Regions from separate parts of the Homo sapiens genome. Here region 2 is linked to region 1. A link is a contact called in ENCODE Hi-C data. All regions are on one chromosome and are shown on one strand. The core of a region is the stretch at or near the end of the contact, and the rest is flanking DNA. Distances in the headings are between cores, read along the strand shown.

Evidence for each region. Hi-C counts contacts between places; a loop is a spot of excess contacts on that map. Pooled maps may share reads with other maps.
Region 2: a loop to region 1 is called in a pooled map, with 14 times the contacts of the local background. The contact joins two enhancer-like sites. A Hi-C loop is called at or near these places in 2 of 37 single-sample maps with no recorded cell type and 2 of 50 pooled maps.

The regions. Positions count from the first base shown.
Region 1 is chr15:70,011,796-70,016,925 of GRCh38, forward strand. The region is part of intron 2 of LOC101929129 (a long non-coding RNA gene); the gene reads right to left. Among named protein-coding and RNA genes, the nearest start is that of MIR629, 65 kb to the right of the region's middle. RefSeq lists enhancers at 3,107-3,610, 5,017-5,066. Within about 2 kb of position 3,221, at least 4 of the 41 ENCODE cell types and tissues checked have a DNase peak (open chromatin) inside an H3K27ac peak, as active enhancers do.
Region 2 is chr15:74,401,434-74,406,536 of GRCh38, forward strand. No RefSeq gene overlaps it. Among named protein-coding and RNA genes, the nearest start is that of MIR6881, 7.4 kb to the right of the region's middle. RefSeq lists enhancers at 9-509, 1,239-1,288, 1,509-2,038, 1,654-2,619, 2,169-2,258 and 5 more and a silencer at 1,534-1,743. Within about 2 kb of position 1,663, at least 11 of the 41 ENCODE cell types and tissues checked have a DNase peak (open chromatin) inside an H3K27ac peak, as active enhancers do.

The sequences.
Region 1 (5,130 bases), core at 1,971-4,470:
CTCTCCAGACTTCTGTTTCCTGGTGCCAGCTCTGCTTCCAGGCCAGGAACACCTTATGAGCCAGGCATACCCTCGGGCCCCTGCCTGCAGCCCTTTGAGAAAGGCAGTTAAAGCCCCCCAGGTTTTTCTCCTGCATCTTTGTGTGGTGAGAAACTGATAATCCAGACTTCACATCGGTTCCCCTCAAGACTTTCCTGTCTTCAGAGACAGTCTGCTCTCAGGGGACCCTTTGGAACCTTCTCTAAAGTCACCCCCACTGCTACTGACTCCTCTTCAGGGTTAGAAACAGACAAGATGCTGCTGTCTGGAGTGTAGTTGAATTCGTGAGCACTGGAGTCAGGCTACCAGGTTCAAACCCTGACTTGGCAGTTACTGTGTGGCCTTGGGAGAGGCACTCAACCTCTCATTTATAAAATGAGGTTGATAATAATATCACCTACCTTCTAGGATTTTTGTGACATTAAACAAATTAACACATGCAAACACTTAGAGCACTGTCTAGCACCTTGTAAGTACTCAAGAGCTATTAGCTACTATCATTATTTTCTATGCCCTAAATGTTCATTTCCTATCCATGGCCATAATGATTTCTGCTCAATAACAAAGATAAGAAGCAGGATAGCTCTCATTTAGAAAGTTGTACACAGCAATAAACTCTTCCAGTGCACCAGCTCCTCAAAGTGCAAAGCACAGTGAATGGCACATAGTAGGTGCTCAGTAAATGTCAAGATCCCTAAGCACGCAGATCACCCAAATTACTTTTTTACTCAGTTAACTTTTAACCCCTCTTTGTTTTTTAAGCATATATATGCCTTATATATATATATACAGGGTCTCTAATATATATCTAATATGTTGCCCAGGCTGATCTCGAATTCCTAGGCTCAAGTGACTCTCTCCTACCTCAACCTCCCAAAATGCTGGGATTACAGGCTTGAGTCACCTTTCCCAGACTAACTGTAATTCAAATTGCCCTCAACAGTGTGTTTCTTAAAGAAAACAATTTTTTTTTCTGTGTGTTTTAAAATGGACCGAATCATTTTACAGGTCACTCAATGATGGACTGCCATCTTCCAGGGTTGCCTTTCTTTGTGAACCTCCCGTTGCCTTTATTCCAAACCTCAAGGCTCACATGCCCCATATCCAGCCAGCCCCCAAATCCTGTTGATTTTCCTTAAATGGCCCTCTTTCCCAGGCCTTGCTCATGGCTTCTGTTCAGCATTTTTGTTACTCCTGAACTGTGACAGTTCCCTCTAGATCCTCCCCTTCCCAGTCAATCCCATGTCATAAATCTCCCCTTTCTAGGGATCCATCATGGGCCGCCCCTGTGCTGCCCCACCCTGTTCCTAGCCCTGTCAGGCTATCTTTCCGACACAACCTTATTCTGGGCAGCTTTTCTTGCTTGCCCAGCTCATTTGAAAACTCTTGAAGGAGACATCACATTTTAGGTGCCGCATGGATTTTCCAGTACATTCACATCTAACATAGAGTGAGCACAAAAAGAGGCCTGCAACACACACTTCCCAGTGACCAGTGGAGTGGTTAGAGCCATGCTTTCAAATCCAGTTGAGCTGGCCCTGTTTGTAGTTTGAGAAATATTCTGGGGCCCGATTTGCCAGTCTGAGTAACTAGGTGTGGCACCAAGTGTCGGCAGCTAATTGCTTTTAACCATTATTAATAGGTCTGCACTAATTATCTCTTGCACATAGGCAAGATTTTACAGATGAGAGAGGGAGGGAGAGGAGGAGTAAAGGGATGTGCCCAAGGCTACGAGGTGAGTGGATTGTCAGCATGGGGGCTAGAACCCAGGGATTTGCAGTCCTAGGTCAGGGGGTGCCTCCAGGTAGGGGTGGGGTGGAGAGGGGTGGTTTTGGGGGCTGCAGGGCTGGGACCGGGGAGAACAGCTCTGCGCAGGTTGGTGAAGCTACCGTCTTGCCTTCCCCCTCCCCCCACTCCCAGAATGCAATCTACCGAAACCTCTTATTAAAAGTATCCTGGGGGTGATAAAAGTGTCACTAGAGATTTGCTCATTTTCTAAACTGTCATTAAAAAGAAATTTATGGTCAGGGGAAATATAGGCAGTGGAGGGTGGAGTGTGGGCAGGGAGAGAGGGAGGATGATTTCAAATCAGTCCCTTAATAAATTAAAGATGCTCACTTGCAAGAGGGGCTTGGAAAAGGAAATTGCTAGAAACTCATGGCTTTCTCCATTCCAGCTGGCCGGTGTCCTCCTCCTGCACTCTTCCTCTCAACTACACTCCCATTCACACCCACCCCTCCCCTCCTGACAAATCCACAGGGCAAATGCTTCCTCCCTGCGGGCCCACCCCATCCCGTCCTCCTCCAGGAAGGCCTCCAGTTCCCCTCCCTGAGGCTTCCACAGCCCCACTGTCTGAATATTAGATAGACTATGTCTCACCCCCACTATACTGTAAGATCTTTGAAGGTAGGAGTCTTGCCTCGAACTATTGCATGAATCTTAATCAAGGGAGGTGGAGGTGATCTCATTCCCTTAAATTATTAGGAAATGTTAACCGAGAAAAGGGAATGAAGAACCCAAGGAGTTCAGACCTCATTTCACACACGAGGAGCCTGAAGCTCGGAGGGGAAATGGAACTCACCTCAGGTCACAGGGGAGCTGTGAGAACCCGCCTCTCCTGGGGTCCAGCAGTGTGCCCAAGAGCTTACACTCAGAGTCCAACTGTGCCCTCCCCACTCACTGGCTTGGGGAACCTTGAGAAAGTCACCAAGCCTCCTGTGCCTTGGGCACCAGAGTTGTTGTGGGTATCAGCTGTGACGCTGTTCGTGCTTTGCTCAGTGATATTTTTATTTTGCATCACTTTGTCATTGGCATCATGATGGCAGGAAGGAAGGCAGGGAAGCTCGAAGCTGTCAGGGCTTCAGTCTTTTGCCTGGACCCTCTTCACCTGCTCAGCAATTGTCCAAGCATCCACTAAGTGCCAAGTCCTGGGCTAGGCTTGGGAGATACAGAGACCAGCAGGCATGGCCCCAGCCCTAGACACACTTCAGTCTGGTGGGGAAACTACTGCTGCGAATGTGGGGGTCCCCGATGGCCTGGCTCTCACTCCTTCTGGGTGGGTTGTGGGTTCACATTTCTCCCCCCACTGGACTTTGAGTAGCCCTGCCTCTGGCTTTGGCCAAGCAGGACCAGCCCAGAAGGAGGCCTCTGGGGAAAGGAAGAGGGTGTGCCTGGCAGGGGTGGGAACAAGGGTGTGGGGAGCTCAGCAGGTGCTGACCACTGAGAAAGGGAAGTGAGAGAGCAGGTTCAGGCCAGGTTGCAGGCTGGGCCCGTGGGGATGAGGCTCTTAGGTCTGAGCCAGGCCAGCAAGGTGGAATAACCCCGCCTCCGCCTAATGCAGATGCTCAACTCTTGCCCTGAGTGAGGTTCAGGAAGAGAGGCTGGAGGCAGGGGGCAGTCCATAACAAAAGGCTGAGAGCTGAGCCTGCCTCAGACCTGCTCTGCTAGCTCCACAAGCTTCCTGCCTGGGCCTCCTTCCCCGGTCGGCTGGGCACGACGCTGTCCTCTGCTTCCTACCCTCCGAACTGAGGATCAGCTGAAGGCAGTCAAGGAATGAGCACTCTCTGAATGAAAAGAGCACATTTCAGAACCTCATGGAAGCCTTTTAGTGCACATGCCATGAGGCCTGGGTGGGGAGGGGAGGGAAGAGGAAAGGGAAGAGGATTTGACATCGAGATGGAAAGAGGGAACACAGAACTTCTGTGCACGGCATTTAGAACACAAACACTGCATCACTGAACCATGAGGCTGCAATGCAGACAAAAGAAGCCTGGAGAAATCCCAGTGGGTTTCTTGGAGGAGGGGAAGGCTGGTTTGGGCTTCACAAGTTTGGTGCACACAGGGAGAGGGGAGAAAGTAAGGCACAGGCCACAGCGGGAGGGCTTGGGACCATGGGGGCCCTGCAGGTCTGGCCAGGCCATGAGCAGAGTAGGGGGTGGGAGGCTTCCAGTCTCTAAGGGGCCTGAGGACCCAGGTCCCCGCAGCCCTCCTGACCCCCAGGGGGCCCCTCCAGCCTGTTTGGTGGGTTGTTTGCCAGCCTCTGCCTGGGAGCCTCGGCCTTCCATCTAGACATCAGGCCAGCCTCCACGTGGAGGCAAAGGACGGCAGATCAAGGATGGGCTGACGGGCAGGGGGTGTGATCAGTGGAAAGTTCTGCCTGCACAACAGCACACTGATGCCTCCGGGGCCAGCCTTGTCCTGCGCTCAGGATTTCTCCCAGCCTGGCTTGGCCTCTGCTTTACTCCGACACTATTTTTATGCCTCGATACCTCACTTTGCATCTGTGGCTCTCTGTTTTGCTTTCTCTCTCTCTCTCTCTCTCTCTCTCTCTCTCTCTGTCTCTCTTCTCTGCCTCGTTCTGAACATCTCTGTCTGGCTCGCTGTGTCTTGCTTTCCCTGTGTGTCTCTCTCCATCTCTGTCCCTCTCTCTCTCTCTCCCTCTCAGGACTCCCTGACCCGTTCTGTGTGACTCTGTCCATCTGTGACCTGCCCTCTGTTACCACAGCACTAGCTGACAGATGCTGAGAGTCTAGGCTGGAGAAGTTTTTCGGGTTCCAGGCAGGCGTCCTGGAGACTTCAGCCTGCAGGGAGTGCGGCTCCTTTTGCTTTAATCTGGGGGGAATCTGACATTGGTTTCTTTGACCTCCTCTGCCTTTGATCTTTATCTTTGAAACCCTGTGTTGTTAGAATGCGATTGACTTCAGATGTTCTCATCCTCCCCAGAAAGCTGAGGGAACGCAGGGCAGGGGTCTGGCTGGGTGATCCCCCAACATCACATGGGCAAAGATCCTTCAAGGGCTCTGGGCTTCAGGCTGGACACCTCCAGCAGGCTGAGAGGCTGTTTGTGAAGCCTGCAAGCTCTCATACAGTGGAGGGCCATGTGGTACATGGGAACACCCGGGGCTTCAGGAAACAGACCTTCCTGGGTTCTAACCCCAGCCCTGCCATTGCTGCCTGAGTGACTCGGGACAGGTCGTAACTCTGAGTTTCTGTTTTCTCTTCTGGGGTTTCCATTTTCTCACCTCATGGGGGTAAAACTGAGCATGAGAACTTGATGCACTGATACGTGAAAGTGCCTCATGGATTACTTAG
Region 2 (5,103 bases), core at 413-2,912, 4.4 Mb after region 1:
TACCCTCTTCCCATGCAGTTACCTCAACCCTGGGACACCAGGAAGGTTGAGCATTCCAGGAAAGCCCCGACCCACCCAGGAAACCCAAGTACCTGGTGGGGCCTCATCTGGCCCATTGTCCTGAAAGGACAGGAATAAAGGCTCTCTCCTCATGGCCACACACCCTAGGGACGTCCAGCCTCCAGCTTTCTGTGGGTGGGGCAAATGACTGAGGAGGCTTCCCTCCCTGCAGGCGCCTCCCTCTGGGGCCTCCTGTGGTCCAGTCGTCCCTGGTCCCCAGCTCTCAGGTGGGTCATAGGGCATCTCAGCAGGACCACCAGGAAGAGCATCAGGAGGGGAAGGAGCCAGAGAGCCCTCCAGGCCAGTGCACTGCTAACTCAACATCTCATCTTCCTATCTCGTCCCTTCTGCTCACCTCCGGAGACTCCCCCTCCCCTCTCATGCTCTTCACTGGCAGGTTATGATGGCCCAGAGATCCCCACCAGAGTCCCAGATATCAGTGGGGATCCCAGCCTATTCCTCCAAGCTCCCAGTTGCCAGTGACAGGGAGGCAGAAACAGCCTGGAAATTAACTGTGGGTTCTCCCTGAGCCTGTGGATACATGGAAAGAGAGCTTCACCACCACCCCCTTCTCTGAATATACATACAGGATCTGAGGAGGGAGGATTCTGTGTGGATGCATGTGTGCACAGATGTGCATGTTTGTACGTGTGTATGGGTGAGCAGGTCATACGTGTGGTCCCATGTGCCCACCTGTTGTATATATGCATGCTTGTTTTGTGTAAGTGAGCATAAGAGGTCAAGCCAGAGAGAGAAATAGGAACAAGGAGAGACAGAGAGAGAGAGAATAGAAACAGAGACCAACAGGGAAACAGAATGAGACTGAGACAGAGAACAACAGAAGGCCAGACAGGTAGACAAGCCACAGTTCCATCTTCCCTGGTGCTGGCTGCCAAGGCAGACAACTCTCCTCTCACTTCATTGATGTTCTGCCTGTGTTTATACCCATGATTGGGGTGGAGTTCAGGAAAGGATGTATCAGGGCTAGGACGCCCCCACCTCCACACTCACAGGGCCAGTCAGGGCCCTCTGCAGGGGCTGCCATTTCCTCAAGCTGAGGAATGGGCTTGGATCCCTCGGATGCCTTCCAGGGTGCAGGGGCGCTCCCAGTGACTGGGCTCTTGTGGTGGCTGGGGAGGGGGAGCTCCTCTGACAGGCCCCATGCTGGGGGAAACGTCCTGAGACTGACCTATCACGGGCTGACATGCACACCAAGGAGGTCTCACATCTGCTGGGAAATGAGGGGCTGGTGGAGGTGAGAAAACCTCAAGTTCTAATGCCTTCCCAACACCTTCACCTCACCTGAGAAGCTTCTAGATTCCACCCACCCCTGTTTCCTTGGGGGAGGGTGTTGTGTGGAGGTGGGAAGAGGCAGGAGTCCAGGTTCTAGGCCAGGCTCTGAAGGGGCAGGTAGCTCAGAGCAAGAGGCTGGCCTTGCACCTGCTCTGCCTAATGGGACAGTAATGCCCACGATGGCATTCCGCCTCTGAGGGCTGTGGTGAGGCTGTGGAGAGATGTCAGGGACAAGAAAAGGCCTTGGAAACCAGCTGTGGGAAGAACAGCCCATGAGCTCAGCATTTCCCCTGGCTTCCCCGAAAGCCGGCCCCCAGGAGAGGAAGGTGACTGTGACTTCTGCCGCCACCACTTCCTGCAGCTGGGACCCTGCTCACTCAGAATGTGGAACCGTCATGGGCCAGCAGTGTCACCTGCACACTCACTCCTGCCACCAGGAAACCCTTCTGCAGGGCAGGTCCCCAAGCCCCGTATCTCAGGTTCTGACCAGGATGTGTCCTCAGCAGTGGTCGCCCGACATTGATGGGAGGGACGGGTCCCAGCTGGGCATCAGGATATGGAGGGTTTCATTCCAGCTCTGCCACCAAGGTACTGGTTGCCTCGAGGCATTCCCCTTGCTGGACCTCATTGAGGAGACTTCCTGTATTGCTAAGCAGGCAGGAACCCCAGAAGCTCAGAGCCGGAAGGCACCAGGGCTTCCCACAAGATGTGGAGGACCCAAAACAGGGAGACAGGCCCTGGCACCTAAGCGTTCCTTCTGGGCTCTACACAAGGTGTGGGTGGCACCAGAGCTACTGCAGGCTACTTGATCCAAGGGGCAGTCCTGCTCCACCGTGGGCTGGACGAAGACATCATCTACTCCAGGGCATCCACGCGTGGGGTGGGAGCCAACAGACCTGCGGTGCTGCCTTCCAGCTTGGGACTGGCCCCCGTACTCCATCCCGTGCACCCAGCCCTTCCGGCTCACCCCTTCCATGGCATGTTGTGCTCTCTCGCACCCCATGCTTTGCATGTGCTGGTTTCATTACCTGCAACACCTTCACCCCACTTGTGTCTGGCTAGCGTCCCCTCCAGAATGGAGAGTGGACAAAACATGGGGTCTGGAATTCCAGGGGTCAGGGCCCAGGCTGTTAGGAAAGGCAGAGTGTGAAGCAGACCCTCAGCAGGCCTCACAGCAGGGAGTGCTGAGCTCAGGGTTCTCAGGGGCCAGGATGGGACAGACGCCGAGGAGATGGGGGTCGGTAGCTGGGGCAGATTGTGCAGACAGTCTGGATTGTGGAGGAGCTGCCGGGCGCAGGGCCCCACTTGGCGCGGGCGGCTGTGGGGGAGGCTGAAACTGCAGACTATTTTTAGGCTCCTGCTGAATTGAGAGATGAGGATGCTCTGGGCTACAAGCCCTCATTCGCTGGGGAAAGACTAAGGGGGCCCCAGTTCCCCCGATCTGCCCCCAGAGCTCAAAGTCTCCAGAGCTTCCTCTTTTGTCTCTAGGGACCAAGGGCTGGGGTCAGGAAGTGGACTGGAAGTATCCCCAGCACCCTAGATAGGCAAACACCCACAAGAAGTGATTTCCATACCATTTGCACACTGCCCTGCTTCCTGATCAGAAGGAACGGAAACGTTCCCTTTCAGAAGACCCTCAGCGGAGCAGTGCATTCACCAGAGTCCACTTTCACCTGCCCCACTGGGTATCAGGAGAGTCCCAGGAGAGCGACACAAGCTCTAAAGTCAGAAAGCACAAACGGGGGTTGTTAGCACTGTGGTGTAGCATCCGCTAGGCTCGGGGTAGCAAATAAGTTCCATCTGATCAATTGCTGGTGACTCCTAAGGAGAAATGCTGGTGAGGATCCATTCATTCATTCCACAAATAATTTACTGACCACCTACTGTGTGCTAGGTGCTACTCTAGGTGCTATGAAATTTAGCTGTGAACAAAAAAAGACAAAATTCCCTGCCCCCGCAGAGCAGATATTCCGTAACAGTGTTGTCCAACAGAAATACAATATGAGCCACACACATAATTTAAAATGTTCCAGTAGCCACACTAGATAAAAGTTAAAGAAGACCAGGAGCGGTGGCTCACGCCTGTAATCCCAGCATTTTGGGAGGCCAAGGCGGGCAGATCATTTGAGGTCAGGAGTTGGAGACCAGCCTGGCCAACATGGTGAAACCCCGTCTCTACTGAAAATACAAACATTAGCCGGGCGTGGTGGCGGGCGCCTGTAATCTCAGCTACTCGGGAGGCTGAGGTAGGAGAATCGCTTAACCTGGGAGGCGAAGGTTGTGGTGAGCCAAGGTCCTGCCACTGCACTTCATTCTGTGCTACAGAGCAAGACTCCATCTAAAAAACAAAACAACAACAACAAAAAAAGTTAAAGAAATAGGTGGAATTAATTTTTGTATGTTATCTAGCCAAATATATCTTATATCTGAAATATTATCATTTCTTTTTTTCTTTTTTTTTTGAGACAGAGTTTCATTCTTGTTGCCCAGGCTGGAGTAAAATGGAGCAATCTCAGCTCACTGCAACCTTTGCCTCCCAGGTTCAGGCGATTCTCCTGCCTCAGCCTCCCAAATAACTGGGATTACAGGTACACGCCACCATGCCCACCTAATTTTTGTATTTTTAGTAGAGACAGGGTTTCACCATGTTAGCCAGGCTGGTCTCAAACTCCTGACCTCAGGTGATCTACTGACCTCAGCCTCCCAAAGCTCTGGGATTACAGGTGTGAGCCACCACGCCCAACCTCTAATATTATCATTTCAAAGTGTAATCGATGTAAAAATTTAAGGTCATTTTTTTCATATTATGTTTTCAAAATCCAGTGTGTTGTTTATACTTACAGCACATCTCAATTCAGATGAGCCCTATTTCAAGTGCCCAGTAGCCCCCAGAGAATGCAAGTTCTGAAGAAAATCACTCATATGAGCTCAGGAAAGGAATGCCACAATTGATCAGCAATGCCTGCTCCAGGCATAGGCTACAGCTGAATCAAGCTGCAAGCCATGTGTTTCCCCACCATGATATAGGCTCAGCCCCAAAGGACGTGTTCACCTCTACCTAAGCCCTTCTGAGCTCATTTATTTTGCCCAACTTGAAAGAACTGCCAGAGTTCTGGGACCTTGACTTGGTTCGAGTGCAGCGGTTCTGGTGTGAACACCACCCTACAGAAACGCCCCAGCATACTAACAGGGCCAGCGCCTCCCGAGTGTGGTTCTGTGCTCCTTCCCTTGGTGGGGGCTGACTCATGGCCATTGGTGACCCTGAGAATGTGGATTTTGTTTTTGTTTTTCTCCCAAGGTCTCTTCCTCCCAGAGTTAACCAATATTGAGATAAAAGTGTTTCCGAGCCAGATTTAGCCATTTCAGCCCCATTCCACTGGCCCAAGCCTACAGACCTCCTGTCTGGCACTGTAGCCAGGATGGCTGCACTTTCTTTTCCAGTAAGCAGAAGGCTAAAATTGGACCATTTAAGGAGCTAGAAACACCTGGAAATGGTGAGGAGTGGGTCTTTGGTGTAAGAGATGGGGTGTAAGAAAACACGGATCTCAGGCTCCCATTATCCTCACCATTATTATCATTATCATCTACCCCACCCCTGCTCAAAATCCTTCAATTGCTCCCTAGTGTCTGCAGGATAAAGATCTTGCTTTAGTTCCCAGGATCGGGAACTGCTGGAGTCATCCAGTCTCACCTCTAGATACTCTCCCTTCTCTCATCTTATTCATTCATTCAGTAAGAATGTCCTGAGCA